2 separate regions of the Homo sapiens genome follow, and region 2 is linked to region 1. The links are chromatin loops, found by intact Hi-C in ENCODE. Cell type or tissue: heart left ventricle. All regions are shown on one strand. Each heading gives the region's core, and the rest is flanking DNA. Links, peaks and the distances in the headings are about the cores only.

Region 1 (11,211 bases), core at 3,975-8,974:
ACATGCTTGTTGAATAAGGGAGTAAGTGACTAAATACTGTTCATTCTGAAAAGGTACTTTCCCTTGTATAACAGGCCTCAATGCTCCTTAAGTCCAGCACTGAAGTTGGATTTCTTCAACGAAGAACTAAAATTTATTAAAAATATTCTGTGTATAAACCATCAGTTATAGCACAGGAGGGCATACAAAGATTAATAAACTAGGGCCAGGCGCAGTGGCTCACAGCTGTAATCCCAGCACTTTGGGAGGCCGAGGCGGGTGGATCACAAGGTCAGGAGATCGAGACCATCCTGGCTAACACGGTGAAACCCTGTCTCTACTAAAAATACAAAAATTAGCTGGGCGTGGTGGCGGGTGCCTGTAGTCCCAACTACTTGGGAGGCTGAGACAGGAGAATGGCGTGAACCCAGGAGGTGGAGCTTGCAGTGAGCCGAGTCTGTGCCACCGCACTCCAGCCTGGGCGACAGAGCGAGACTCCATCTCAAAAAAAAAAAAAAAAAAAGATTAATAAACTATTCTCCCTCCTAATACAGCACTAAGATTGTAATAGAGCAGATCAGTCATTTCCCCAATTAAGGATAAAGGTATATGTTTTATAAAGGTAAAATCTTATAAGATTGAGGTGAGACAGAGCTTATGCCTGTGAAAAACATAAAAGACTGCATAGGACAAATGCCATCTGAGTCTGTATTGAAAGATACTTCCTATTGCAACAATAAGCTATTGGTTTAGTATCTACAGAATTGGAGAACACGTTATAAAGACTAAATATTGTAAATGCATAGATAAGCCAAAAACATGTTATAGTTAGTACTTTAGCATATCACACAGTTTCTTAAACCTGTTTTAATTGGGTTAATACTAAATTAAATTATATTCCAATACAAATTAAGTAAAGCTGAGACCAATGACAGACAGCAAACAGGTAATGAGAAAAAGCCCCAGGAAAATACAATGTCTGGCTAACATAATCAAGAGTTGAAACTCTACCTCTAAGGAGAAGCATGGGTTTCTTCTCATGTGCCGACACCCACCTGTGACAGGGACTGCCTAGAGCAAAGGTTCTCCAAGTGTGGTTCCTGGGCCAGCAGCATCAGCCTTACCTGGGAACTTGTTAGAAACGCAAATTCCCAGGCCCCACCCCAGACACACTGAATCAGAGAGTCTGTGTGCGGGGCTCAGAGATGTGCATTTTCATTAGTTCCTAAGACTCTTCTGAGGCTCATTCAATTTTGAGAACTATTGGTCCAAAGGATTGTGTTAGATAAAACTTCTGAGTCTGGGTTGGGTTTTGTAGAAAATAATGCTGTATTGAAAAGTGACGCTGTACCTAGGCAAAGGAGGCAGGAGTGAGGGAGCACATGTATTAGTAATGAGGACCCCTTCTTGAACCCACAGTAGACACTCAAATGCCGTCTTGCCCTGAGCAGGCTCAAGATCATACCTTCATCTTAATACTTGTGATAATCAAACAGAAGTTGACATAGTCAGAGCATAGGAAGGCATCCCCAAGGTATAAAAATGAAATAAAAAATGTTGAAAGAGTGGGGTATTTTCTTAACAGATAACAATAAAGCATCCCCAAAATGAAAGAAAAAAAAAAAAACCAAGAACAATTACTACTGGTTTCAAAAGAAATGGGGACTGAAACAGCACAGTTTATGACCTAGACTCCTTATTAGGTATTTACATTTGGATTATATTAGGTTTGCACAAAATAAAAGCCAAATTCTCACATGATGTTTTGACTGTGATGAAACTCTGCAGAGAGAGATGACAATGGCTGGGGTTAGAGCAGACTTTGGTCTTGAAACAGCAAGATATGGAGCAAGTGCACATAAGCCCTATTGTATCATTTTCCGATGTGTGCAACGGCTTCATCATCTAATCAGTGTACTGACCATCTACTCGGAATCTGCTGTAACTGCATCAGTTTGATAGAGAAGTATAGTATTGCCTGACAGCAGTGAGGGAGAAAGAACTAGAAAAAAATGGAGAAAGCTAGAAAAGGAGTAGTTGGCCAACAGAAGAGGTCCAGGGCCTGTATATATCCCTAAACTTAAAAACTATTGGCCGGGCGTGGTGGCTCACACCTGTAATCCTAGCACTTTGGGAGGCCAAGGTGGGCAGATCACAAGGTCAGGAGTTTGAGACCAGCCTGGCGAAACTCCGTCTCTACTAAAAATACAAAAATTAGCTGGACATGGTGGTGCGTGCCTGTAATCCCAGCTATTTGGGAGGCTGAGGCAGGAGAATCGCTTGAACCCAGGAGGCGGAGGTTGCAGTGAGCTAAGATTGTGCCACTGCACTCCAGCCTGGGCGACAGAGCTAGACTCCGTCTCAAAAAAAAAAAAAAAAAAAAAAAAAAAAATTTTTTTTTTGAAGAAATTCCATAAATGTAAAACAGGACATGTAGCTTGAGAACATTTTCTTCCTAGTAATGTAAAATACACACTCTCTAGAACACTCTTCTACTCGCCAGAGAAATGGTTACAAAATGAATTTGATAATCATTTTTGACAAAAGTAACCACTGGACACTGTGCCGGATCAGGGTAAGAATCAGGATATCTGTGGGAGGCACCCCTACACTGGTTTATGATTACATCTTTCAGATATTATTTCAGGCATAAAATGCTATCTGCCCCAAGCCATTAAAAAGAACACAAGAGATGCAGTTGTAAAAATAGATACATTTATAATAATAATAGAAATGAGAAGGGATACACTTGATAGGTAAGAAATTATGACTTTGATTAAAAAAAACTATTTACCAACAAGTAGGCAATAATTTTTTCACTATTTTAAAATGCTACATCTGAGAAAACATGAGCAAGAGAGAGAGAAATTTTAAGAAAAAAAAGGACATACTTCATACAGTTCTGAAAGATGAAAGCCACATGAGATCAGTTCATGAAAGAATCCATATCCAGAGACATGAGCAGTAGAGAGTCACAGCAAAGATGTTTCTGGGTAGTGGTGGAGTGGGAGGGTAGGAGGGTGGAAGGGTGTATGGCAGGTGAACCACGAATGCTCCAGGCTTGGAGGCAGCAGGTAAGATGGCCAGTGCAGCTCAGTGTGACTGGTGGGTTCAGCACAAAAAGAGAGCTGGATGGGCCAGCACTGTCCTATGCCTTGAGGCTGAGCAATGCCCGGCAAAGGCACCTGAAAATAAGCAGAAGCAGATAGCACAGGCGTATGCAGAGAGAAAAGCTTTAAGTGGCAGGTGATAACCAGGAGGAATGGGAAGAACCTAGCCTGAACTACCGGCTCACCCTGTCCTGCAGCATGCCCCGGCTCTCCTCATCATCACCAAATTGCAGGACATAGTAAGCAAAAATAACATCCACAGATGGGGGAAGAGAAAAACACAAATAAAATGATAAGCAAACCGCTCCAGAGAATCAAACATGTAAAAGAAAATAATGTCCTAAATGGGAGACAGTCAATACATTAAACTGATATCCAAGAAATAGAGCAGCAAGCAGGATATTTTAAATGAATACTTAATATTCTCAAAAAGGGATGGGATTGTCAAACAAAATAGGTTATAAAAATGAAAAACATAACAATTGGTAAACAGAACAGTACAATGTAAACAACTGACAAGAAAATGAGCAAGCTGAAGATCAAGCTGAAGAATTCTTCCCGAGAGGAAAAAGTCATGGGAAAAATGAAAAAGAAAACCTAAGAGACATAGAAGACAGATCAAAGAGTCAATAGACCCTTCCTTTATTGAAAAGATGTTCCAAAACAGAATAGAGAGGAAGCAACAGGAGAAACCGTCCAAGAACCGAAGCAAGAAAAAGAACTCTTTAGAATAAAAAGGCCTCAGCTACTGAACCAAATAAATAAATAAATATCATAAAGAAAAAAACAGATATATTTGCCTACAATGAAATGAAAAACTTCTAAAGGACAAAAGAGGCCATACAATTAAGGATAAGCAACAGACTGGGAGAAAAATATTTGCAATATATAACTAATGTCAATGCTGAAAATTATGAAGAATTATAAAAATTTAGAAGAAAACACTCAATTGAATACTGGACGTTATATAAGTTAATGCCTGCCATCTTCCCAACAGCCTGTAAGGTAGGTGAATCTTACTATCCTTGTTTTACAAATAAACAACCCAAGGCATCAAGTGGTCAAGCAACATTTCTCAGATCCAACAGCCATGAATGGAGAAGCCAAGATCCGGGCCCAGGTAGTCTAGCTCAACTGTCTGCTCTTAACCACATGCCATTTTAATATAAGGTTTAGCCTTATCTGTGCACAGAAGCATATACAATATGTTCATTACAGCATCATTTATAGTGCAAAGACAGAAGGAAAAAAACAGCTACCACCAGTAGAGAAATAGATAAACAAAACATTATACATTATACATAATGCACATAGTTATACATTAAATAATACGTAGTATTTAAAAGAAAGGCAATATATGTACATGGAAAAGCATGGTCAATTTTGAAGACCTGTACATTTAAAAATATACAGGTATGTATTTATGGCTAGGTAGAGACTTGTAAAAGATAAATAAAACAATCACAGGCAGACACTAGCTATTAGAGGGAGTCCAGTGAGATTTCAAAGCAGAAGGGAGATAGTTTCAAAGGCATTTCTGTCAATGTGTACATCTGATGACCTTATACTAAGGATGGGCTCACATTTTTCTCATGAATAATTAAAGTAGGATTGAGGAAACATTTTCTTGAACAGTTGCCATAGGCCAGGCGTAAAGCTATCAGAGTTATCTCATTCCATTCTAAAACAACTTCACGTGATGATTCGTATCATTAACCTAATAATAAAGAAGGATAGTAAGGTTTAGTGTGTTTAAATGATTCACTGCAAATGTCTTATACCTGGAGAGACTTAGATTTGAGCCACTGTCTATCCTAAACCATGCTGTGATGTCAAAGCCTGACTGACAATATTGATACAAGGACAGAGAGAAAGAAGTTTCCAGGCTACACCCACCATAACAGACCCAGGTCTTACCACAGCGATCTCGGACAACCAGGTTCCGGCCTTCCTTCAGGTGTATGGTGAGGAGGTACGCAAAAGGGCTGGGGAGGTTACTCAAGCCATCACTGGCTTCCCCCGGTACCTGCACAGATGGAGAAGGCAGTTAAGACAGTATGTCTTGGGCCCAAGCAAGAGAATTTCAGAAATACTTCTCGATTTTGGAGGGAAAAAAGAAAGGCCACTATGATGATCGACTGTCATCCCCAACTCCTCCTCACTATGACAACTTGGTTACCCTGCTTTATTAAAAAGTCCCTTACATTTCTCCCCAGTGGGATTTTATCAGTATTCAGAAGCAAATATGATTACATCTTTGCAAGGTTAGCCTTCCAAGAATTAGATAACCAACCTCTGAAATACCCTCATTAAATTACTGCAGGATCCCTTGTTATAAAACTCAGGGTAGAGCCCCAAGAGAGGCAACAGGAGGAAGAAGTGCAGCTGCAGGCCTGGCTCCCAAGAACATGTGTCCCCGCTTCCAAGTTCAGATGTAAGATGCCCCGTCCTGTTCTCCACCCTTCCCACCAACCCCCATCACCTCTGTAGACTTCCATGTGTAGTAAAATTTCAGTTCTGGGCACTCAGCTGATGCCCCCACAAGCCCACATGTCCAACTGACACATGCTCTTCCCTGGGTCCCCAAAGGACATTGTCTCTGTCCAGTGCTCTCCCGGCTTTTCCACCCTTCTCTTTCATTCTCTGGCACCCACTCTTAGTGTCTCTTACTCTAATCCTCACAGTCTCACCTTCCCGCAACTCAGTCACTTCCTCCTCCAGAAATGCATCAACTCCTGCTGGCCATATTGTAGAATTCAAGTCTGTTTTTGAATATGTATTACATGAGCCCAATTAAATTTTTGAGTCATTTCAAACTTTTGACTGTCCTTAAAGGGAAAAGGGCAAATAAAATCATTTATCATTCACTTATTGGACATTCAATTAATCGATCCTGTGGCTAAGCCACCCTTGACAGCCTTCTTTTGAAAGTTTCAAAGCACTTCAAACTGGCTTTATCTGCCTTACTATCTCACTCAATTTCATAGTTACTCTGTATTTTTAGAAGAATCTATCCCAGTCTGACAAATCAATAGATACTGAATTAATCTCCTCCAGCGAAAATTTGCAAGGCCTGGTTTTGTAAGTGGATACGGTTTGGCATTTTTTTTTTTTTTTTAGCAATAAAAGAGGCAAAAAAAATACAAACCCAAACATTTGATGAGAAATATCTACAACATTTAATGTTTCTTTTTAAGGAATGCCACTCACAGATTGTTCTTCAAAATGTTGAGATGTCATAGAAGCATTCAGGTCACTGCTTCCACATAGCTTCTGCAAAGAAAAAGAAAAAAAAATCTGCTTTACAAAAGCAAATTAATACCAACTCAGGAAGATACCCTCTATCAGGTCTTTTCCTTTGGAAATCTGATATTTGCATATGCAGCTTCAGTGAGGGCCGCCTTCCTGTTTGTGTGGCAAGGAGACGTGGATGCAGAGGTGTCATCCTAGCTGTGTCCTCTGCCGCCTAAGTCACTGGATAAGAGGAACTGCACGCCCCTGCTGGGCCACATGGCATCCCTAGTTCACCCACATGTTTAGCATGCAAATAGCTTTGTTCCCAGAGAAAGCAGCGGGGCAGCACAGCCACTGTGCCAGATCCCTCCCAAGTGGGCCAGCCCGGCCCCCAGCCTCCGATGTGAAACGAGCAGCTCAGGATCCAGAGAATCGAGCATGTCCGTTCGGAAGGAAACGTTTCAAAGAGTGATCTGAGAGACATTCCTCAAGCCATACCTTCATGGGGCTAGCAACTGGTCAATCGCCAAACCAAAACTGGGAAATGCAAATTCTGAACAGATGACCTCAGAATGAGAGGTGTCTATGTTTCCCAGTATTTGTTTGTTTGTTTTTTTTTTTAGACAGAGTCTCACTCTGTCGCCCAGGCTGGAGTGCAATGGCATGATCTCGGCTCACTGCAACCTCCACCTCCTGAGTTCAAGTGATTCTCCTGCCTCAGCCTCCCGAGTAGCTGGGATTACAGGCACCTGTAACAACGCCTGGATAATTTTTGTATTTTTAGTAGAGATAGGGTTTCACCATATTGGCCAGGCTGGTCTCGGACTCCTGACCTCGTGATCTGCCTGCCTCACCCTCCCAAAGTGCTGGGATTACAGGCGTGAGCCACCATGCCCGGCCCCTATGTTTCCCAATTTTAAAATGCTTCTCGTACCCAGGAAATGAGTCCACAGGGCAATGACACCTGCATCATGCAGTAGTTAGTATGGGGCACAGATTCCTCAGTTGTGTCAGCTTTTATAGGCACAAAGGAGATTTTATCTGTTTCTGGAACTTTAACAGAGTTTCTGGGCTGAATGTGAGGACAGCTGCCTGCAATGAGAGGCAGAGTGGAGGGGGGACATGGGCAAATGGCCTCCCAGCAATTTGAGGATATTCCTGTTTGGCACATTAGCCAGGACTGATTGCGTCAATGAAAACCACGGAATTTCCCCTCCAAAGACGACTGGATAACTTCATTGCTATGGGCCAATTTGGAGATGAGAGGCAGCCCCGGAGACAATGCTTAGGAAACCATGAGCCACTGCGGGTAGGGGCACTGATGACATTTGTCCTTTCCATGCACAGTGACCACCTGGACATGACTCAGACATCCAGCTTGATGGCAGGCTACCTTCCGAGACACACATTCGCTCTGTCCAGTGCAGCTTCAAGAAGCAACAAAACATCCAGACCAGGGGGCAAATCTTCAGCACCCACGAGAAATGGTGAGGAGCTGCAAACAAGGACGGGCTTTCTGGCCCACTGCCTCTGCATGCAGTGACATCGAGAAAGGCTGCAACTGGGCAGAAACGAGCCCTGAGTACAAGAAGGAATGGAGCCTCATGGGGCTAGGACAAAGAGGCCCTAAGGTTCTTGTAATCTGCGGTTCTTACCCTTGCCTCTTTCCCCATCAGTCCCAGGTTTAATGTCCCTAGACTGTGAATACACTGTGTTCAGTTCAGGTTAATTCGCACAGGATCAAGAGTGATTTCAGACACAAGCTTTTTCTAGGGCCCTGGCACTATAGCCACTATATGCCTCTGACTGAGGAAGTACCACCACTGCCTAGGCAGGAAGACAGCCCTAACTCTCAATGTGGCTTGATGACAGACAAGAAAAGAGGCTACAGGTCCTTTGCCAAACAACCTCTCCCTTAGTTCTTGGTATCTCCTGCATGTGTTATGTATAAAAGGACCCCCAGGTGAGTTGGGCAGTACTCTCTGAAGTCCACTTTATGCCAATAATCAGAACCTTATTCAACTTACTGAATTTCCCAATATCAATAGATTTATTTGTATGTGTTTTATACCATACACTATCATTTCCCAATAATGCAATCAAATGCAATCGTTCTGCCTGATTTCCAGCATCAATAACCATGCCTTCACATGCAGAGCCAAGAGTAAACGGTGCTGATGCTCTGAAGCCTGAAAAATCACATGCTATGGTCTCCAGTTCTATTAATTGAATCAATGCTCTACCTAACCAATCCCATTTTGAAGATAATTCCACAAAACTATTGGGATCCACTAAAGTGGATAATAACACTTTTGATTAAAGTGTTATGTCATTAGCCAAGGATAATGATGGTCTTGTATCTTCTACTTTCAAATGGAGGAGTGGACAGAGGTATGATTAAACCGTATCACCCCTCAGACTGGACCATATATATTCTCCCAAGTTGTCCTCACTGTACTGAATGATGATGTTAATTAAATGACAAAATTAATCCACCTAACCACCATCATTTACATGTTATCAAAAATGAAAACAGAGCTTTTATTCAAATATGTGATAAGTCTTCCACTTATAACAACAAGGAAATTCAATGTGAGCAATGACATTAATTCAACATTATGGCTGGTTTTACTCACAGAAAAGTCACAGAACTTAAAGTTATGGTTCCCACAGCCACCGTAACTGTCACACACCATATATAAACACCAAGATAGGAAAGTGATTACCATAAAGAACAGCAAAATGTTCCATATGCACAGGAGGATGGAGTTACAGCCGCTGGGGGACACATAACTTTGGATATTCCCCCACACTCTTGCATAGTGCCTGTGGTATTATTCGTTGAGTAGAAGTTGCATTATTTTCACCTGCTTTATAAACCTAGAAACTACATCACTAACTTACTTTTTTCATTAAAAAGAGAAGAATTAATATTTATTTCATCAGGAATACCCCAGAATACCAATATTACGAGATTTTTAAAAAATGTTCCTAGGCTGAGTGTAGTGGCTCATGCCTGTAATCCCAGCACTTTGGGAGGCCAAGGTGGGCGGATCACCTGAGGTCAGGAGTTCGAGACCAGCCTGGCCAACATGGCAAACCCCCCCATCTCTAATAAAAATACAAAAATTAGCCGGGTGTGGTGGCGTGCACCTGTCATCCCAGTTTCTCGGGAGGCTGAGGCAGGAGAGTCACCTGAACCCAGGTTGTGGAGGTTGCAGTGAGCCAAGATCATATCACTGTACTCCAGGCTGGGCAACAGAGTGAGACTCCATCTCAAAAATAAAAAAAAAAAAAAAAAAAAGGAAAGTTCCCAATAAATGTAACCAAGCACTGTGGATTCCCTTAGTTTTTTGTTTATGTTTGTTTGTTTGTTTTTGAGACAAGGTCTCCCTCTGTCACCCAGGCTGGAGTGCACTGACATATTCATAGCTCACTGCAGCCTCGACCTCCTGGAACTTTAAGCCATCCTCCTGCCTCGGCCTCCTGAGTAGCTGAGATTACAAGTGCACACCATCACACTTGGCTAAGTTTTGTTTTATTTTATAAATATTTTAGAATATAAAAATTTTTAAATAGATATATGTTGTAGTATTATATATTATTTTATGTTATGAAATATTTTATAATAAAATAGTTTTATTTATTTTATAAATTTTCTTACAAAATTTATTTTTATAGAGATGCCTTCTCACAGCTGCCATAACTGTCGCACACCAGCCCAGGCTGGTCTCCATCTCCTAGCCTTAAGCGATCTTCCCGCCTTGGCCTCCCACAAAGCACTAGAATTACAGATATGAGCTACTGTGCTTGGCCTTTTTAAAAAAAATTTACTTAAAAAAATTAACACACTGTAAAATTGACATTTTCCATGTGTACACTGCCATAGTTTTAAACACCTGTATATATTTGTATAACCCCCACCACAATCATAATAATAGAACAGTTCTACCACCCAAAAAAATGCCTCTGTGCTATTCCACTTTGACCCCCATCTGTGGTCAAATCTTCCAACTCTAGAACCATGGCAAGTAATTGTATATTTTCATCATATAGTTTTATCTTTTCTAGAATATCATATCATTGGAATCATACAGTATTTAAATGTTTGAGACTGGAATCTTTTACCCAACTTAATGCCTTCGAAATCCGTAAAGGTTGTCATCTGCGTCATTCTTTTTTATTGCTGAGTAGTGTTCCATCCTGGGGATGTACTATCTATTGATTGTTTACCTAATAAGCATCATTTTAACATTTCAAACAAATTTTGTACAAGTACATACTCAGGAAGAGAAATAATTTTAAATATTGTCAAAGCTAATAAGTCTCAATATGACAAAACTGTCTAATTACATACTAGCATTCAGAAACACAGCATTAACATCTTGGAATGAGCACTATTATGAGATTAGTCTTCCCTTGCATAGCTCTCACTGCTGCCTTTCAGGTAAGTGTTTTTCATTTGTGTTTTTTTAAATAAAAGCAACTTTGCATTGATATTTCCATTCTGCCTTGCTAAACTGAAATTTATGGGAAGGTAATACATACTTTGCATTCCCTTTAGATGTGGATTTTCCTACCATAAGAATGCAAATATATTAAAATTCGGCAGGATATGGGGAGACACTGGAATGGCAGATCAATTATTTTAAAAAGAAAATCTTCTCTAGTCACCAAGGACTTTGAGATTGAGGGCAAGAAACTGTTGTGAATAAACATTTTCCTTTCAATATACACTAAATGTGATCCTGTACGAATACCATCTCCCATGTGGCTGTCTGAAGGGTCTTACTATGAGGCACACACAGGAAGCCAAATTAAAAATTAGGTAAGCAGTCACTGTTTGTTTACATTTCAGAGGAAGAAAACATAAACCCACATCCAGAAA
Region 2 (12,875 bases), core at 4,032-9,031, 130 kb after region 1:
ATTGGTCTATGTGTCTGTTGTTATGCCAGTACAATGTTCTTTTGGTTATTATAGCTCTGTAGTATAATCTGAAGTAACATAATGTGATTCCTCCAATTTGTTTCTTTTTTCTTAGGATAGCTTTGGCTATTCTAGGTCTTTTGTGCTTTGATATAAATTTTAGGATTTTTAAAAATATTTCTGTAAAGAATGTCATTGGTATTTTGATAGGGATTGCATTGAATCTGTAGGTTGCTTTTGGTAGTATGGATATTTTAACAATATTGATTCTTTCAATCCACAAACATTAATTATTTTTCTATTTTTTGGTGTCCCCTCCTCTTCAATTTCTTTCATCAATGTTTTATCCTTTTCATTATAGAGATCTTTCACTTCCTTGGTTAATTCCTAGATATGTTATTTTTAGCTGTTGAAAATGGAATTACTTTCTTGATTTGTTTTTCAGATCGTTTGCTTGAAATATAGAAATACTACTGATTTTTGTATGTTGACTTTGTATCCTGAAACTTTACTGAATTTGCTTGTGAGTTCTAATACTTTTTATGTGGAATGTTTAGGTTTTTTCAAATATAACATTATATCATCTGCAAACAAGGCTAATTTTACTTATTCCTTTCCAATTTGTATGCCCTTTATTTTTTCTCTTCACTGATTGCTCTAGCTAGGATTTCCAGGACTTATGTAGAATAACATAGTGAAAGCTGGCATCCTTGTCGTGTTCCAGATCTCAGAGAAAAGGCTTTCAGTTTTTCCCCATTTAGTATAATACTAGGTATGGGTCTGTCACATATGGCTTTTATTTTGTTAAGGTATATTTTCAAGTTTTTATTATGAAGGGATGTTAAATTTTATCAAATGCTTTTTCAGCATCAATTGAAATGATGATATGATTTTTATCTTTCATTTTGTTGACATGATGTATCACATTGATTTGCATATGTTAAGCCATTCTTCCATCTCTGGAATAACTCTCACTTTGTCATGATGAAAGATCTTTCTAATATATTGTTGAATTTGGTTTGCTAGTATTTTGTCAAGTATTTTTACATCAGAATTCATCAGAGCTATTGGCCTGTAGTTTTCTTTTTTTGATGTGTCTCTGGTTTTGGTATCAGGGTAATACTGGCCTCATAGAATAAGTTTGGAAGTATTCCCTTCTCCCCTATTTTTCCAAAAAGTTTGAGTAGGATTGGTATTTGTTCTTTAAATGTCTGTTAGAATTCAGCATGGAAGTCATCAGGTCCCAGGTTTTTCTTTACTGGGAGACTTTTTATTATGGCTCCAATCTCAGTACTCATTATTGATTTGTTCAGGTTTTAGATTTCTTCATGGTTTAATTTTGGTAGTTTGTATGTTTCTGGGAATTTTTAAATTTCTTCTAGGTTTTCCAATTTATTGGCATGTAGTTCTTCACAGTAGCCATTAATAATCCTTTTAATTTCTGTAGTATCTGTTGTAATGTCTTCTTTTTCATTTCTGATTTTATTGATTTAGACCTCCTCTCTTTATTTCTTAGTTAGTCTGGCTAAAGATTTGTCCACTGTGTTTAACTTTTCAAAAACATTTTTTTGTTTTATTGATTTTTTATATTTTTTAATTTCAATTTTATTTATTTCTGATCTGATACTTATTGCTTCTTTTCTTTCCCTAATTTTGAATTTACTTTGTTCTTGCTTTTCTAGTTTTGTTTGTTTGTTTGTTTGTTTTTACTTTAAGTTCTGGGATACATGTGTAGACTGTGCAGGTTTATTACCTAGATATGCATGTGCCATGGTGGTTTGCTGCACCTATCAACCCATCATCTAGGTTTTAAGCCCCACATGCATTAGGTATTTGTCCCAATGCTCTTTCTCCCTTTGACCCCCATCCTCTGACAGGCCCTGGTGAGTGGTGTTCCCCTCCCTGTGTCCATATACTTTGCCTACTTTTTGATGGGGTTGTTTTTTTCTTGTAAATTTAAATTCCTTGTAGATTCTGGATATTAGACCTTTGTCAGATGGGTAGATTGCAAACATGTTCAGTGCCCTATCCTGCTGTGACTGAGCTGGTATCCTAGATGCAAGACAAAGTCCTCCCCAGGAGGTCTCTTTTGGAGCCATGAACTGTGTAGTCTGGGACTAGGGGAGGGATGATGACAGCACTCCCTTAGCTGCCCCAGGCAGCATCTCAGTAGGTCACATGCTCCGCCTCCACAGTCCACTGTCTCTGGGCCTATTTCAGCCCTAGGGCTTGCCTAAGAGTTTCAGTCCTTATGGCCTAGACTGCCTTTCAAGTTTGCTTGGAGACACAAAATGCTGTAGCCCTTAGTGGCTAGGTTTGCAGGCACTCAAGTTCGAACCACTAGGGGATTCCCTTCTGGCTATGAGTGTGGTAAATGCTTCTCCATGGGCGAGCATCAGCTGAGTTTGGTCTGGTTTTTCTTTCTGCTCTAACAGGACAACACTGAGTTCAATTCCTCACAATTTCTGTTAGGAAGCAGGCCACACCACAGGAGGTGAGCTGCGGGCAAGAGAGTGAAGCTTCATCTCTATTTACAACTGTTCCTCATTGCTTGCATTACCACCTGAGCTTTGCCTCCTATCAGATCAGCGGTGGCATTAGTTTCTCATAGGAGCACAAACCCTATCGTAAACAGTGTGTGTGAGGGATCTAGACTGTGTGCTCCTTATGATAATCTAATCCCTGATGATCTGAGGTAGAGCTGAGGTGGTAATGCTAGTGCTGGGGAGCAGCTGCAAATAATAAATGCACAGAGACCATAATAAATCAACTGCTTGCAGATTCATATCAAAACCCTATCAGCAAGTGGCAAGTGACAATTAAGCTGCTTCCAGTGGCAGGCTTTATAGCAGCAAGTGAGTTAACGTACTTCCATTGTATGGCTACGTCTGGTGGCAGGCCTTAAATCAGAATCCAGCACTTATTTTAGTCCATATGTGGTCCGTAGAATATTTACCACTTTCGTCTGTGCCTCTTTTCCTCACTGCACACTTACCTCAGTTACAGTTTTGGTAACCCCACAAGCTAACCCTAGGCAAAATGAGTAAAAAGCAAATATCACCAGAGAGCTTCTTTGAAAAGGGGGAAAGATCTAATGGTGAGACTCTGAGACCGCCAACAAAAAGAAAGCTGCGTTTAAAACAAAATACCAAGAGTCCTATTTAGAGTACAGGTTCATTGCAACAGGTGATTCACATTCTTCAAGAACGCTTTGTATAATATGTGGTAACTAGCCATCCGACAAAGCCATAAAACCTGCAAAACTGCTTCACCACATGGAGACTAAGCACCCTGCATTAAAAGACAAGCCTTTGGAGTTTTTTTTTTTTTTTTTTTTAAATGTGAACAGGAAGAACAGATGCAATTATTGAAGGCCACCACTTCATCAAATGTGTCTGCATTGAGAGCAACATTCTTAGTGGCTAATCTCATTGCTAACGCTAAGAAGCCCTTTACTATTGGTGAAGAGTTGATCCTGCCTGCTGCTAAGGACATTCGTCATGAAATTTTAGGAGAGGCTGTAGTTCAAAAGGGGACACGTGTTCCTCTTTTGGCTGGCACTGTAACTAGATAAAGTAATGAAATAGCAGAGGATATTGAGACACAATTGTTAGAGAGAATTAATGAATCACCATGATACACAATCCAGGTTGACAGGTCTACCGATGTTGACAAAAAGGCAAAAATGATTGTTTTTGTGTTATACATTTTCAGGTGGATGTGCATGAGGATATGTTATGCGCACTTTTGTTGCAGACAAACACCTGCAGAACTATTCAAGTCTTTGAATGATTACATATCAGGAAAACTGAATTGATCATTTTGTATCAGTACATGCATGGATGGAGTGGCTGCCATGACTGGACAGCTTTCTGGTTTCACTACTTGGGTCAGAGAGGTCACTTCTGAATGTGAATCTATGCACTGTGTCAGCCATACAGAAATGCTGGCTAGCTGAAAAATGTCACCTGAACTTAAAAATGTTTTGCAGGATGTGATTAAAATTATCAACCACATTAAAGTACATGCCCTTAACTCACATATGTTCACACAACTCTGTGAGGAGATGGACGCAGAGCACACACAGGTCTTATGCACAGACGTGAGATGGCTTTCTAAAGGTAGATCACTGGCCAGTTTTTGAATTATGAAAGCCACTCCAGAGATTTCTTTCAGAAAAACAGTTACCACTGGCAGCACGTTTCAGCGACACAGAATAAGTCTCAAAACTTGCTTCCTTGGGTGATATATTATTCAACATGCTACACAAACTCAATCTGTCACTTCAGGGGAGAATGACAACTGTGTTCATTTCAGTAGATAAAGTGGCTGCATTCAAAGTCAAACTGGAATTATGGGCAATGAGTGAACACTGGGATTTCTGACATGTTTTAAACACTTGCCCAGATTTTGAAAGTGATGGAGGCAGGGCCTTCTTACACCAGGTGGTGCATGATCACCTAGCTCAGCTTTCAAAGGAGTTTGAGCATTGCTTCCCACCACAAAAGACCCCCAAACTGGGAAGGAATGGATCCGTGACCCATCTGTGAATAAGCCAGGCGAACTGATGGTGTCCATGCTAGAAGAGGATCAACTGTTTGACACTGCAAATGACGATAGCCTTAAAAGTATGCTTGAGACTACAAATCTCCATACGTTCTGGATTAAAGTCAAAGTGAAATATCCAGAGATTGCCACAAAAGCACTGAAAAGCCTGCTTCCATTTCCAGCATCCTGTCTTTGTGAAGCAGGGTTTTCTGTAGTGACAGCAACCAAAACAAGATTACTGAGTAGACTGGACATAAGCAAAACACTTCAGATGTCACTGTCTTCGATCATACCCAGAGGAGATCATCTAGTTGCAGGAAGACAAGCTCAGGACTCCCACTGGTTCTGTTATGGTTACATAACAATTATTTCATTATATATTACAATGTAATAATAATAGAAATAAAGTGCACAATAAATGGAACGCTCTTGAATTTTGAATCATCCCCAAACCATCCCCTACCCTCAGTCCAGGGAAAAATTGTCTTCCACGAACTCAGTCCTTAATGCAAAAAAGGTGGGAGGCTGCTGCATTTAGAGCTGCAAATTTACCTCTCAGCACTACTTCATCTGTGTGCCACACATTTTGGTATGTTGTATTTTTATTTTTATGCAGGTTAAATATTTTATATTTCCTTTGAGACATCCTCTTTGATTCATATATTATTTAGAAGTGTGGTTTGAGTTTCTAAGTGTTTGAAGAGTTTCCTGTTATCTTGCTCTTAATGAATTCTAGTTTTATTCTCCCGTGGTCAGGTAACACACTGTAATGATTTCAGTTGTTTTAAATTTTCTGAGGTTTGTTTAATGGCCCAGTATATGGTCTAATTTTGTATACGTGTTATGGGCAATTTAAAAGAATGTGTATTCTGTTTTTATGGGGTGGAGTGTTTTATAAATGTCAATTAGATCCCTTTCGTTGATGGTATGTTGAATTCTTCTACACACTTGCTGATTTTCTGTCCAGTTATTTTATCTCTTGTTGAGAGAGGGGTGTTGCGGTCTCCAACTGTACTTGTAGATTTGTCTGTTTCTTCTATAATATCTACAAGTTTTATTTCACATGTTTTGGAGATTTGTATTTAGTGTTACTATGGTTTTTTGATTGATCCTTTTATCATTATATAATGTGTTTCTGTTAATTGTATTTGCTCTGAAGTGCACTTTAGCTGATATTAACATAGCCATGCTTGCTTGCTTTTGATTGCATGATGTATCTTTTTACATCTTTTTACCTTTAACCTGTCTGTATTACTATATTTGAAGTGAATTTCTTATAGCATTAGGTAACATTTTTAGATCCACTCTGCCAATGTTTGTCTTTAAATCTGTTTATTAGGACCATTTATATTTAATGTAAATATTAATATGTTAGGCTTATGTCTACCATTTTATTATTTGCTTTTTGTTATCCCTATTTTTCATTTCTGTTTTCATTTCCTGACTTTCTGTGGGTCACTTGAACATTTTTTTGAATTCAATGTTGATTTTTCCATAGTCATTTTTTTTCTCTTTTCGTGGAGATGAGGTTTCACTATGTTGCCCAAGTGGGTCTCAAACTCCTAGTCTTAAGCAATCCTCCTTCCTTTGCCTCCCTAAGTGCTGTGATTAGAGGCTTGAGCAGCTGCAGTCAGCCCTATAGTGTTTCTGAGTATATCTCTATGTAGTTCTTTGAGTGGTCATTCTAGGTATTACATCATATATAAAACATACACGTATATTTGCATATATATGTACACATATACATTATATATATGTCAAACGTATGTAGGTATACGATGTATATCTTATTACAGTCTACAGATGTCATCATTTTACCAGTTCAAATGAGGTATAGAAAACTTCTCTCTCTGTATGTCCCTTTACTTTCTCCTGCTCATAATACAATTTTCTTAAACATGTTCTCCATACATTTAGAGCCACATCAGAGTGTGTTATAATTTTTGCTTCAACTCTGATTAAAAATCAAGAGAAGGAAAGGCTATTGTATTTACCCATATTTTTTGCTTACTCTATCCTTTCTTTTCCTGATATTCCAAGGTTTCTTTTTTCATTATTTCCTTATATTTGGAGGACAGCCCTTGCCATTCTTTTAGGATAGGTCAGCTGGTGACTACTTCTCTTAGTTTTCCTTATTCTGAGAATTTTTATTTCCCCTCCATTCCTAGAGGTTATTTTCACTGGTGTAGATAGAATTCTGTTAAACCTACCAATGGAGGTGCTTTTTAAATTTGTTTTGTGGGGTGTTTTTGGTTTTGGTGTTTTTGTTTTTGCTTTTTGTTTGTTTGTTTTGTTTTTGCTATTGTATTTTTCACCTCAATTTTTTTTTTTTTTTTTTTTGAGATGGAGTCTTGCTCTCTTGTCCAGACTGAAGTGCAGTGGTACAATCTGGGCTCACTACAACTGCCACCTCTTGGGTCAGTGATTGTCCTGCCTCAGCCTCCTGAGTACCTGGAACTACAGGCCCCTGCCACCATGCCTGGCTAATTTGTATATTTTTGGTAGAGACAGGGTTTCACCATGTTGGCCAGGCTGGTCTCAAACTCCTGACCTCAAGTGATCTGCCCACTTTGGCCTCCCAAAGTGCTGGGATTACAGATAGGAGTCACTGCACCCAGCCATAAAAGTCTTCATTTGGGCCAGGCGCGGTGGCTCACGCCTGTAATCCCAGCACTTTGGGAGGCCAAGGCGGGTGGATCACGAGGTCAGGAGGTCGAGACCATCTTGGCTAACACAGTGAAACCCCATCTCTACTAAAAAAACACAAAAAAATTAGCCGGGCTTGGTGGCACACGCCTGTAGTCCCACCTACTCAGGAGGCTGAGGCAGGAGAATGGCATGAACCCCGGAGGTGGAGCTTGCAGTGAGCCGAGATCGCACCACTGCGCTCCAGCCTGGGCGACAGAGTGAGACTCCAACTAAAAAAAAAAAACAGTCTTCATTTGGTTCTTATTTGTATCTTCCATTTTTTGCTGAGATTTTCTAATCTTGTATCTATTCAACTGTCTTCATAATTGTTCATTGAAGCAATTGTGTGATGGCTGCTTTAGATTCTTCATCAGATAATTCTGATTTTTCTATCACCTCTGTGTTGACATCTATTGATCGTCCTTTATCATTCTGTTTGAGATCTTCCTGGTTCTAGGTGAGATAACTGATTTTCGGTTGAACCTGGACATTTAGGTTATATATGTTTTGAGACTCTGGATGCCATTTAAGCTTCTGTTTTGGCTGGCTTCCTCTAACACCACTCTGGTGAGAAACAGGGGACTCTAGTAAGCGGTAAAAGTCCAGTTCCCTACTAGGCCTAGGTTGTTACCCTAGCAGAGAATGTCTTTATCACTGATGGGCAGAGGTGGGAATTCCGGCTCCACACTAGGCCTTCACTGTTACATCCCCGGCTAAGAGAGGTAGGAATGCCTCAACACTGCTCGTCAGATAACCTTCACTGATGCCACAGGGCAGGGAGTGGCCTCCTTAACACTGAGCGATGATGAAAGTCCCGATTGTAAGTCTTCTCTGATATCACCTCTGCTGGCAGGGTGAAAACCAGGTTCCCTGTGTGGTCTCCACTTTTACTGCAGAAAGAGGGGACATCTTATTACCACCTGCAGGGATGAAATTAATTCTCAGTTTTCTATTCTATCTTCTGTAACATCACCCTGTGGTACAGAAGTGAGATATCTCCTTACAGCCTGGCAAGGGTAAAGTCTAGGGTCCCCATCTGGTCTCGGCTGTTATAGGGGGTAGGATAGGGCTATGGTTCTTTCTGTGGCATTCTGCCAGAGTAGTTATTGTCTACACGTTTTCTGTCTTACTAGGTTTTCCTTTTTCTAGTCCTTTGGCTAAGAAGACCAAGCTATTTGTTGGAACTCTTTTTTTTTTTTTTTTGGTCTGTGCCCATTGAAGTCCAGATCCTTCTGCTCCAATCTTAAGAAATATGAGGCAAAGAGAAAATCCAAGGAACTCACCCTTGTGTCATTCCTTAGGTCCTGAGATCCCTAGTCAGTCTTTCTTCTTCTCTTTAGGTTTCAGAGTCTTACTGTTTGTTTTACATGATGATGTCCAGAATTTTAGTAAAAAATTAAAAATGCATATATTAAATATATACAATATGTTTTGGGATACATATAATGGTGAGCTGAATACTACAGTCAAGTTAATTAACATGTCCATCTCTTCACAGTTAACGTTTTGTGTGTGTGTGTGTAGTAAGAGCATATAAGATCTCTCTTAGCACATTTCAAGTATATGAGTATATATTAATAATACAATATAGTCCCCATACTGTACATTAGATCTCTAGAACCTATTTATCCTACATAACTGAAACTATTATAGACTTTGACCAACATGTTCCCATTTCTGCTACACTCTGCCTGTGATAATCAGTATTCAACTCTGTTTTTATTAATTGAACATTTTCAGATTCAATTATTTTAGATGTGAGATTATGCATTATTTCTCTTTCTGTGTCTGGCTTGCTTCACTTAGCATAGTGTCATCAGATTTATCCATGTTATTTCAAATGGCAGGATTTTCTTTTCATTTAAAACTAAGTAATATTCCCTTGTGTGTGTACATATATATTATATTTCTTTTTCCTTTCATCTGTCAGTGGAAACTTAGGTTGTTTTCATATTTTGGCTGTTGTGAGTAAAGCTGCAATGAATATGGAAGTGCAGAGATCTCTTCAAGATACTGATTTCATTTCCTTTGGATCGATATCCGGCAGTGGGACTGCTGAATCAAATGGTAGTTCTAGTTTTAATTTTGTGAGGGACCTCCATAGTGTTTCCCATAGTGATTATACCAATTTATATTCCCACCAACAGTATACAGGGGTTCCCTTTTATCCACATCTTTACAAACATCTATCTTTCATCTTTTTTGATAATTGCCATTTTAATAGGTGTGAGCTGACATTTTTATTCTGATTTTAATTTGCATTTCCCTGATGATTAGTGATATTAAGCACTTTTTCACATACCCATTGGCCATTTGCATGTCAACTTTGGAAAAATATCTGTTAAAGTCCTTTGTTCATTTTAAAATCATATTATTCATATTTTGCTATTGAGCTATATAAGTTTCTTATAGATCTTGCATATTAACCCCTTACTAGATATACATTTTCCAAATATTTTCTCCCAATTCACCCCAATCCAGGTTGCTTTTTCATTTTGTTGATTGCTTCCTTTGCTACGCAGAAGCTTTTTAGTTTGGTGTGATCCAACTGGTTTATTTTTGCTTTTGTTGCCTGTGCTTTTGGTATTATAGCCAAAAAAACATCATAGCCAAGAACAATGCCAAACAGTTTTTCCTCTTGTCTTTTTCAAGTTTTATGATATCACATCTTACAATTCTTTAACTCATTTGGAGTACATTTTTGTGTATGGTATAAAATAAGGATTAAAAGTAATTGTTTTGTTTGAGGATATCCTGTTTTTCTAGTTTTATTTATTTATTTATTTATTGTATTTTAATTTTTTGAGATGGAATCTCACTCTGTCACCCAGGCTGGAGTGCAGTGGTGTGATCTCAGCTCACCGCAACCTCCGCCTCCCGGGTTCAAGCAATTCTCCTGCCTCAGCCTCCTGAGTAGCTGGGACTACAGGCATGTGCCACCACGCCTGGCTAATTTTTTTGTATTTTTAGTAGAGACGGGGTTTTACCATGTTAGCCAGGATGGTCTCGACCTCCTGGCCTCGTGATCTACCCACCTTGGCCTCCCAAAGTGCTGGGATTACAGGCGTGAGCCACCACACCCAGCCCAGTATCATTTATTGAAAAAACTGTCCTTTCCTTTTTGTATATTGGCTTAAAGCCCAGAACCTCTGAACATGATCTGATATAGGAAAAGAATCTTTGTAGGTAAAATTCAGTATCTTGAGATGAGCTCATCCTGGATTTAAAGTGGTCTCTGAATCCAGTGATAGTTGTCCTTATAAGAAAACAGGACTGAGAGGGGAAGGCAATGTGAAAATGGAGGCTGAGACTGAAGTGCTGCCAGTATAAGCCAAGGGAGGCTAAGGATTGCCAACAGCCAGAAGCTTGGAGAAATGCATGAAGCGAATTCTCTCTTGGAGCCTTCACTAGGAGTCAACCCTGCTAATGCCTTGAGAAACATTTGGCCTCCAGGACTCTGAGAAAATAAATTACTGTTGTTTTAAGCTATTGAGTTTTTGGTGATTTATTATGGCAGCCTGGGACATAAATACAACTTCCTAATTTGAATGAGGCCCAGAACAAAAGAAGGATCCCTAGATGGTCCAGGTTTCAGTTCAGGCATATCCAATGAGTGCTACTTTAAGTTTTGGGGGTAGAGCAAGATACTGTATGCATAAAACTATGATAAACCCCAATAGGAGAATCTCAGACTACTGGGGTTTTAAGAAAAGTTATGCCTTCTTCAGTAAGAACTTATTCCTCTTTGTAGAAAAGAGTTTATGGTTTAATTATCTGCCTTGATAAAAACTCCTGGTGATGGAAAATTGGATGATCATAGGATCCGAGTTACCTATTGTCTTAGTCCATTGTGTGCTGCTATAACAGAGTAGCTGGGACTGCATAATTTATAAAGCATAGAAATGTATTTCTCACAATCCTGGTGACTGGAAAGTTCAAAACTGATGGAAGTGAGGGACTTCTTGTTATGTCATAACATGGCAAAAAACATCAAATGACAGAGACGCAAACAAAGACAGGGAGATTGTGTTAGTTTTCACACTTTTATAAAGAACTACCTAAGACTGGGTAAATTATAGAGGAAAGAGGTTTAATTGACTCACAGTTCTTCATGACTGGGGAGGCCTCAGGAAACTTGCAATTATGGCAGAAAAGGGAGTAGGCACGTTTTACACGGTGGCAGGCAAGAGAGAATGTGTGAAGGAGAAACTGTCAAACACTTATAAAACCACCAGATCTCCTGAGAACTCACTCACTATCACGAGAACAGCATGGGGGAAACTGCCCCGATTATCTAATCACCTCCCTCCCTCGTCACCCGGCGATTACAGGTTCCTATTCTGACATGTGAGGATTACAATTAGAGATGAGATTTGGATGGGGACATAGAACTAAACCATAGCAGAGGTAAAGAGAGAGAGAGAGAGAGAAAGAAAGAACTTCAAACATGTCCTTTCATAAAAATCCCACTTCCTGGATACCAGCGTTAATCCATTCAGGGGATCAGAGCCCTCATGATCTAATTACCTGTTAAACGGCCCCCCTTCCAACACTTCTGCACTGGGATCATGTTTCTAAAACATAAACTTTGGGGAATATATTCCAATCATAGGACCCATTATGAACTGCATGTCTAATCCATGTAGCAAAACGTCATGAGGAAGTGGTGTATAGATATGAGGCCTGCACAAGCCCTAAAGGCACAAATAAATTACATCAACACATGACTCGCATTTGTTGCATGCCTACTCCCACCAACCGTATCATGAAAGATTATCTATTACACTCTGTATGCCAAGAGAGCAAGTGGCTTCTTCAGATTGCTAAATGTTTCCATCCAAGACTGTGATAGAGTCATGGAAATAAATCCTAATTCAGTCCAACCTGAAAGGGCGGGAAAAAGGAGGTATCCTCCTGAGTCACTGGGGAAAAGTCCATGATATTGTTCTTGATTATAAACTGGATTATGATAAAGATGCCAGAAAAACTGCTGAAAGAAATTCAACAAAGATCCCAGAGAAATGCAGAACATCAGAGTATAGGTGAAAAATATGATGAGGGAAAGAGATCAAAGGAAGGGGAGAAAGGGTGAAGAAGGCTTGAAAACAAAGTGAAAGGGCCCAATGGGAGCAAGAAAACAGATGACTTTCCAGAGCTCAGTTAACTTTATCTAGGTGGCTTTCCTGGGGAATGCCTGGTCATTTTTCTGAAGGAATTCCTGAAATAGGAGGGGGCATGGTAGAAATGACAGGAGTGTCTGAGCTTAATGACAACTTGGTGATGCTGAAGTTCTCAAAGCTACATAGTCTCCAGAAGTTATGGTGGCTTTCTAGCATATGGCACAGAACCTAACAGGTAAGTTGAAGTAACAGAACAATCCAACATTTACCACGGTGTTTAATACTGGTACTCCAACCAGATCCCCATGGATTCCCCTTATTCTATTTTTAGGGCCCCAGAACTTTGAGGAACTTTTGGTCTTAAGAGCCAGCGTATGCTCTTCTTATTGTAGAGGACTGTTCATGGCAGAGTCTGAGAATTTACTTTCTCCTAAACCAACGATGGGTTTGGAAGTTTTATAATCCTGTAACCCTTACCAAGGGACAGCACAGTGGTGAGTTCAACAGACACTCCTGTGG

What was found. Peaks named below come from ENCODE experiments on the same cell type or tissue, not always from the same donor. Only the 100,000 strongest peaks of a DNase experiment are listed, where the experiment ranks them.
Region 2: a loop joins it to region 1, with 6 times the contacts of the local background. A loop is called at or near these places in 2 of 110 quality-filtered maps.

What each region holds. Positions count from the first base shown.
Region 1 is chr15:94,309,433-94,320,643 of GRCh38, reverse strand. It overlaps MCTP2 (multiple C2 and transmembrane domain containing 2), which reads right to left. Exons shown (of 23, transcript NM_001385001.1): 3 at 6,300-6,362; 4 at 5,007-5,115. Among named protein-coding and RNA genes, the nearest start is that of MCTP2, 83 kb to the right of the region's middle. In heart left ventricle, for the core only: no CTCF peak of the experiment used is centred there; a DNase peak (open chromatin) is centred at 6,634.
Region 2 is chr15:94,176,440-94,189,314 of GRCh38, reverse strand. No RefSeq gene overlaps it. Among named protein-coding and RNA genes, the nearest start is that of MCTP2, 49 kb to the left of the region's middle. In heart left ventricle, for the core only: no CTCF peak of the experiment used is centred there; no DNase peak of the experiment used is centred there.